2 separate regions of the Homo sapiens genome follow, and region 2 is linked to region 1. A link is an interaction called in ENCODE POLR2A ChIA-PET data of the cell type or tissue named here. Cell type or tissue: HepG2. All regions are shown on one strand. Region 1 overlaps CLEC16A (C-type lectin domain containing 16A). Region 2 overlaps CLEC16A (C-type lectin domain containing 16A).

Evidence for each region. ChIA-PET counts read pairs that join two places held together with the same protein. Peaks named below come from ENCODE experiments on the same cell type or tissue, not always from the same donor. Only the 100,000 strongest peaks of a DNase experiment are listed, where the experiment ranks them.
Region 2: POLR2A ChIA-PET joins it to region 1 with 7 read pairs; 5 of 35 experiments call an interaction of 5 or more read pairs at or near these places.

What each region holds. Positions count from the first base shown.
Region 1 is chr16:11,014,664-11,018,663 of GRCh38, forward strand. The region is part of intron 11 of CLEC16A (C-type lectin domain containing 16A); the gene reads left to right. Among named protein-coding and RNA genes, the nearest start is that of CLEC16A, 72 kb to the left of the region's middle. RefSeq lists a silencer at 2,049-2,343. In HepG2, no CTCF peak of the experiment used is centred here; DNase peaks (open chromatin) are centred at 2,178 and 2,538.
Region 2 is chr16:11,137,087-11,141,086 of GRCh38, forward strand. All of the region lies in intron 22 of CLEC16A (C-type lectin domain containing 16A), which reads left to right. Among named protein-coding and RNA genes, the nearest start is that of SOCS1, 120 kb to the right of the region's middle. RefSeq lists enhancers at 3,062-3,640, 3,641-4,000. In HepG2, no CTCF peak of the experiment used is centred here; DNase peaks (open chromatin) are centred at 1,815, 2,425 and 3,085.

The sequences.
Region 1 (4,000 bases):
CAGTCAGAGCCCCCTGGAAATCCAGCCTCAGTGCCTCAGTCCCGGCCTTGGGGACCATAGGTGGAACTCTGTATCCACATAGCCTACTGAGCTGCTTTCCTTGGTGGCAGCAGTGTGGCGCCCGCACCTTGGGAGGGAGGCTGGCCAGTGACAACAGGGACAATTGGAGTTGGGGCCCGGAGTGGCACAGAACCGTGCCAACTTCAGGTGTAGCACTATGAGGAGGTTCCCTGTGACCCTGATCATCAGGGGAGGTCAAGTCCTCTTTGATGTCCTCTTCTAAAGATGATACTCACTTTAGAGCAGTGAGAATCTGGGGAGCCCTTTCCCCCAAAAACCTGCTACCAACTGGTCCCATGCCCACATAGCACTTTGCATAGAGCTTCAGGGAATTGGCAGACCTATAAGGGTTGTTTCAGTACCTATAAGGGTTGTTTGGATAAAACTATCAAAAAGAAGAGCAAGAAACCTTTCCTTGACATTTGAAGATCTGATCCGCATTCATCTAGAAAATTAAGTGGAGCCACTCACTCTACAGCTGTGCTAGCTGGATGAGGACTGTGAGGTGCAGCTGTGCGCACAGGTGTCACAGCCAGGGTGTGGAAATCCCATTTTGTGTGGAGAGGCCCATGTGGGTCTGGTTCTGCGTCAAGATGTGACACGGGGGTTGGGGGTGAGGAAGGGGGAGCGGTCCTGGCTTTGCTGCTGCATTTCCAGCTGTGTTAAGAATCACTGCACTTGTGGGTTTCTGTGCACTCATACTCAATATCCAGGGTTGGACCAGACGGTGGTTTTCAAGCAGTTTTGTGTGAAGCCGTAGAATTCCAGAAAGGGGCCTCATGGAGTGCACGAGGGAGCCCACGGCAGTCAGAGGCATTTGATGCCCACCACCCTTTCCTGGAGCAGCTCTGCGCTCATCTGCTGACTGTGGTGGGATGCCCTGGAAAATTGTCCTGCAAATTAGTATTCAGCTGCTTAAAAAAAAAGTTGGATGAGCTTGGTGCTGAATTGTCTTCACCCTCTTCTCTGCTCCGGAATTCTGCTGGTGTCCAACGAGATTAAGCCAGAAAGGGGACAACTACGTCACAAAGCTTGGCCTCCAGGCCAGGGTGCTGGGGCTTGGCCCTGTAACCTTAGGAAGTACTTGGAGCTGAGTTCCCACTGTGTCAACCAAGCAGGGCAGAGCTGAGCCTGGGGAAGGAGAACTTGCAGCTGTAGGGGAGGTGGGCCTATGCCACGTCCTCTGCCTCATGGGGCAGAGGCCAGAGGCTGGGAGACGAGGAGGAGGCTAGCCTCACAGGCTTGCTTGGGAGTCTTCAGATGTCTGATGGCAAGCCTTGTTAGTAAACACAAGCAAACCTATACATATGACATTTAAGCATACATCTCCCAAATATGTGTAAAAATTTATGTATTATAAATTATATATAATATGATCATGCTAGTATTATGGACAGTATAAAACAAAATAGATTTTAAAAGATGAGAAGCGTTAAAAGACCTACTGCCTAGGGAATCATCTTGCATGCCCACTGAGGTCCATACCCACTTTGGAGATGGCCAAGGTAGTTGGAGGACACTAGGTGCCTGAAGGAGGCTGGTGAAGGTGAAAATGGCAGAAGGGAAAGAGAATTATGTTTCCCCGACAGCAGTCTGCACCACGTTCGAACTCTTTTTTTTCTTTTTTTTTCTTTTTTTTTTTTGAAACAGAGTCTCACTCTGTCACCCAGGCTGGAGTGCAGTGGCCCAATCTTGGCTCACTGCAACCCCCACCCCCTGGGTTCAAGCGATTCTCATGCCTCAGCCTCCCCAGTAGTTGGGATTACAGGCGCCCGCCACCACACCCAGCTAATGTTTGTGATAGGTTTCACCATGTTGGCCAGGCTGATCTCAAACTCTTGACCTCAAGGGATCCTCTTGCCTCAGCCTCCCAAAATGCTAGGATTACAGGCATGAGCCTCCACGCCCAGCCCACATTCCAGCTCTTGGCCATATCTGTGTACTGTTTGCTCTGCTGTTTACTGGATAGCTTTCTTTGAATTGACTCACTTGTTTTTTTCCCAAAATTTAGCCTTATTCTAAGCACTAATATCCACAGAAGGCTTTCTGTGCAGCTAGAATTTTCTTCCAATGCACAATGAAATAAGTACAAAACTATGCAAACAAAGCATTTGTCCACACACCACTTAGAAAGCACTGTTGGCTCCCACCTGTGTGATGGGGCCCGCCCTGTGGGAGACTCTGATCTTTGACATCTGACTTCAGATCAGATGGGAGGGAAGGGGGATGGTGAGAGTGAACCTCACATAGGGCCGGGGCCCATGTGAATATCGGGGCGGGGGGGGGGGTGCTCCTCCATGCCAAGGGGTGCCTGCAGGTACAGTCATGCCTAACAGTCTGGGGAGAGTCTCTTGGGGCATGAGATATCTCCCCACGAGAACACTTTGTGACCACATTGATCACAGACTTTGTCGGGGAGTGGCCCACCCCGCCTCAGATCACAGCTACCATGAATCATTGCCACTCGGGCCCGCTGCCAAAACATCTCGTGTTGGGCTAGACCAGTCGCTCATTTATCACTTCAAGAGATACTTATTGTGTGCCTACTCTGTGCCAGACACTGGATTAGACAGTGGAGAACAAGACACATAAGACAGCTACAAAACCCCTGTTCTAGTGGAGGAAGGCAGACAGTAAAGAAGCAGAACAATAGAGAATGTAAGAGCCAAGTCACAATGAATGCTATTATTATTAAGTAAAATCAAGATAAGGGGGAGGAAGGACAAATCTCCTCTACAGAAGAATGCCAAATAATTTATGGAGATACGCGAAGACGTTTCAGAACCTAATGTCCCATTCTCTAAGTGTGGCCTGTGTTTACTGACTTTCTTCCACAGAGTATGGTATGGAAGGAGGAGGAAAAGTGACTTCACAGTGGCGAAAGCTGATGAACATTAGCTTGGCCAAGTATTGGAGATTAACATCAACAGTTATAAGTCATATTGATAGTATGTGCCCTGATAGGATGTGATGAGAAGGGTACTTCCCCTCTGTGGTCCTCCTCCTCAAAACCTGTAACCCCAGTCTAAATAGCAGAAAGACATTGCACAAACCCAGAGTGAGGGACTCTCAAGAATGCCTGACCAGTACTCCTCAAAATGTCCAGGTCATCACAAGCAAGGACAGTCTGAGAAACGTCACATCCAGAGGAACCTAAGAATGAGGACTCAATGTAAAAGGGATCCTGGAACAGAAAAAAGACATTGGGAAAAACTAATGAAATCTGCCCAAAGTGTAGAGTTTAGTTTAGTTAATAACAATTTTTAAAGAGGTATTAAAAAAAAAAAAAAAAAGGCAGGTGAAGGCCGGTGTGGTGGCTCACGCCTATAATCCCAGCACTTTGGGAGGCCAAGGTGGGAGGATCATTTGAGCTCAGAAGTTTGAGACCAGCCTGGGCAACATAGTGAGACCCCATCTCTACAAATACTAAAAAATTAGCCGGGTGTGCTGGCATGTACCTGTGTTCCTAGCTACTCGGGAGCCCAGGTGGTCAAGGCTACAGTGAGCCATGATCACACCACTGCACTCTAGGCTGGGTGTCAGAGCAAGACCCTGTCTCAAAAAAGAAAAAAAAAAAAAAAACAGGTGAAGAGGGCGTCCAGGAAGATGTCTCCGTGGAGGCGACATGTGAACTGAGCCTTGAATGATGCACCCCAGTCACACCTGGCTAGGAGAGACCTGGTGTGAGAGCCTTCCAGGCAGAGGAAATTACTGTGTAAAGATCCTTGGATAGAAACAAGCTTGGGCCAGGCGCGGTAGCTCACGCCTGTAATCCCAGCACTTTGGGAGGCCGAGACAGGCAGATCATGAGGTCAGGAGATGGAGACCATCCTGGCCAACACGGTGAAACCCTGTCTGTAATAAAAATACAAAAGATTAGCTGGGTGTGGTGGCGGGTGCCTGTAGTCCCAGCTACTCAGGAGGCTGAGGCAGGAGAATG
Region 2 (4,000 bases), 120 kb after region 1:
AAGTCATCAGAGAGCATGACTTGCATCTGTGTCTCAAGTCTGTATCTAAAGGAAAAGTCCATAAAATCACCCAAGGAAACATCCTAAGCCTTTTCTGTTGGTGTTTTTTTTCTTTGCTTCTGAATCATTTGTTTTATCAACCGCAAGTTCTCATTAACAGACAAGTGATAGGAGATGCCAAGGTGTGAAGGCCCCTTTATGGCAGAAAACCGAGAAACGAAAAATTCCTAGCCCTTAATTCTGTATGTAAGTTGATAAAAGTCCATCTTGATTTGATTTTTGCCTTAAAATCTCTCTGACTAGCTCAAAGACAATCCCCTGGAACAAGGTTTGGGAACCACTTCCCAAGAATTAGAGTGCCTTTGGGATCCAAGAAAATGAAATGCCAGCTGGGCGTGGTGGCTCACACCTTTAATCCCAGCACTTTGGGAGGCCGAGGCGAGTGGATCACCTGAGGTCAGGAGTTCCAGACTAGCTGGGTGACAGAGCGAGACTCCATCTAAAAAAAAAAAAAAAAAAAAAAAAGTGAAATGCCAACATGGTGAAATCCCATCTCTACTAAAAATACAAAAAGTAGCCGGGCGTGGTGGTGTGTGCCTGTAGTCCCAGCTACTCAGGAGGCTGAGGCAGGAGAATTGCTTGGACCTGGCAGGTGGAGGTTGCAGTGAACCAAGGTCGCACCACTGCACTCCAGCCTGGGTAACAGAGCGAGACTCCCTCTCAAAAAAAAGGGAAATGCAAATAAGCAGTATTGCCGAGTGCACAGTTGGTGGGAAGGAGAGTTAGTTCGTGAGGACCCACTAAGAATGGGAAAAACCAACTGAATCAAAAGGCAGAGATGCAGCAATAATGGTGCCTCAGAGACAGGCAGAAGCCATTTGATTTTCCACGTGGCCGTTTCCTTCATGCTGCTGATGGCCTCTTCAAAGCACGGCAGCTCCTGGGGGCCAGGGTACGGGACCGCCTGGTGGAGAAGAATTGGGGTAGGGAAAGAATTGGCATTTTTTAAAGGAACTTTTACAATTCCAAGGAAGTGACATGACAAACATGTTGACGAGGGTCAGGAAAAGGAAGGTTGGCTGAGCAAGCGTTTACTAAGGCCCTTGATGAATCAAATAAACACTGCACAGGGCTTACAGAGAAGCCTGGGGTCAGGGGGAGGGACTGTGAGCAAGTCTTGCCAGCTAGTGGGCTCTGTGGTGCTTCTGGCTTGGCACATGCAAAGGTGTGGCTGCAGGGTAGGGATGAACAGAGAGCTGGGAAGCTCAGCAGGGCCCGATAGCAAAGCGCTTTGTGAGCTTGCCCCATGGTTCGAATTTTATCCTAGAAGCAGCAGGAAGCCATTGAAGGTTCTAAGACAGATCAGGGGACATGGGTGGCAAAATGGACTTGGGTTTTAACTGACTGGAGTTGGGAAGGGCAGAGGAGAAGGGTGGAGTGGGAAGGCCACAAGACACATTCTGGCCCCTTCACTGCATGCTCACAGCTGTGCGTCAGGTGATGCCCGTGGGCGGATGAGAAAAGTCCCACAGGCTGGGGTGCGGCCTTCCTTACCTTTCTCTGGCCATTTGCCACTTACTTGTACTATAGGATTATATTGCTTGTTTCAAAAAACCTAAATGACCACTGTTTTCACTCAACAGCGTATCCTGGAGTGTTTTTCATTTTAGTTCGCAGGCGCACCCTCATTCGATTTTGACTGCTGCGATCATCTGGTCAAACCACTGTTCATTGAGCCAGTCCCCTACTGATGGATGTTTAGGTGGTGGCCAATTTTTTGTCCTTTAACAAATAGGCATCTCCAAGTGCCCTTGCGCAAGGGTTTCCTCAGGGTAAATAACCATGAAGTGAAAACAGAAATAGCTACGCTGAGAAACTAACAGGATTTGGTGACCAATTTGACTGAGGGAGTGGGAAGCCACAGAGCTAGCTTAAGGCAAAATCTTAAGAAGGCTTGGTTTCCCTCCCCGAATGTTCTCTGTGCATTTAGCTAGCAAGGGCATCTCGATGATCCCAACTTCTGACCCAACAGTCCTTGTGTGTCTTGTGGGTCTTGTTCTGTCCAGAAGGCCTTCGGGAGTTGTGGTGACTAGAAGGGTCCCCAGGAACTGGTGGGGGTCTCCGGGGTGGCCCACTCATAGCTTGGCTTGTCATCTCAGACAGAACCTCCAAGCTTGGCATGATGGAGACACCAGTGGGTTCTGTTCCCACCTCCTGGCACCTCTGCTGAGGTTACAGCTTTCTACACTTCTTTTCTCTCTATAACCAGAATCCCATGACTAAAATACAGTTTTCTTTATTTGCAGCTGTCCAGCCATGGCATTTAGTATAAATATGCTTTTCTCCAAAAACACACACAGTATTATTTTTTTTAACATCTCAAATTCCCAAAGGGCCAAAAGTCAATATTATCCCAGTGTGATAGGAATGGCTGTTTTGCAACATCTCTTCACACTTACACAGCCTGCTTGCTGAAGCCTCAGAGTAATCACAAAAACACATTCCAAAACCCATCAGCCTGGCTGCTGGATTGTTTTACTGTCTCTGTCACTCCCTGCTGTGAGCTCAGTCCTTGAAAGTCGCCGCCTCAGTTTCCATGTTGAGGGTGAGAAATTCACAGCGTGATTTGGGGAGCAGATGCTTCAACTGTATGAACTGCAAAGTTTGGACTGTGAAGTGCAGTGACTCCTCTGAAAATATTTGCTAGCTGGTAAAATTCAGGCTCATGGCATATGTGGTCTACTTCTAGCCTTACAGACTTATTTAAGGTCCCAGGATAAAAATCCTATTTATTGAATGCCAACTATGTGCTAGGCACTGGGCTAGGTGCTTTACACAAAATAAGGAGATAAGTATGTAAATACTGTATAAAGTTATTAGTCCTACTTTTATAGCTGGGGCAAGCAAGAGTCAGAAAGCAAGGTCCCCTGCCCGGAGTCTCAAAGTTCATCCCTGGAGAGGGTGCCTGCTTCTTCTACCTCTTCTACCGGCTTCCTGAGAACAAAAGTTATCTCTTGTCCTTTGTTCTTTCTCTTCCTGCTAAGTTGATTTGAAGGCTCTGCAGAGCTTCTGGGGTAACCTACGTGCCCCTTTGTTGTGGCTTTCTGAGCACGATGACCTCACCGGCCCACAGCTGGGTCTCCGGTGCTGGGTTCCAGGCACACTCCAGCCTCCTGGCTCACGGATGTCCTGTTGAACCTCACGGATGGCTGGGTGGCAGGAAGAGTCAGTGTGGATGGAATGAGCCTTCCTCAAAAACCCCCACCACCGCTCTTAGTAACCCGGAAAATGCTCTGAAATAGTTGACATTTACAAAGTCTTGGGCATTTGGGGAGAAAAACGTTCTTTTTTTGGCCAGATTTCCAGCATGAAGCCCAAGGGAAATGTCCACGGGCTCAGCACAGTGGTCTAGCATCTCAAAGCAGTGCTTGGCCTGGTGGAGGCCATGGCTTTCCCATCCTGCCCTCTCTCCACATCCAGCAAAGAACAAATGCAGAATCTGGCCTGTCCTCCTGTCCCCACCATGTCCCACAGAGTGGCCCTTTGTGCTGACCCAACACGAAGCACCTGAAAGGCTTGCTCAAGCTGCCGGACTTGAGCAGCTTGAAAGCCACCATCATCAGTGCACCTGCTGTGCCCAGGTGTAAGCCATTGTGTTGTTTAAACTGTGCCACAGCCCTGCCGAGGAAGCCATTGCAATCAAGAGGCTAGGGCCACACACCCTGGAGCCAGACCCCCCAGGTTCAAATCCACACCTACCCCTAGACAACTATGTGATGTCAGGAAGTTCTGTGAAGCTCCTGAGCCTCTGTGTCCCCTTCTTTCAAATGGGGCTGATGATAGGACCTGCCTCACACAGCAGGAGCTTAGCTGGGCCAGCATTTTACATGTGAGTGCTTCACGTTATCGTAGTGTCATAATGGCCACTGCTGTTGAGGAGGGAGCCAGGGCTCAGACGGATAGAGCTGCCTGCCCAAGGTCGCAAGCTCAGGGGTGGCAA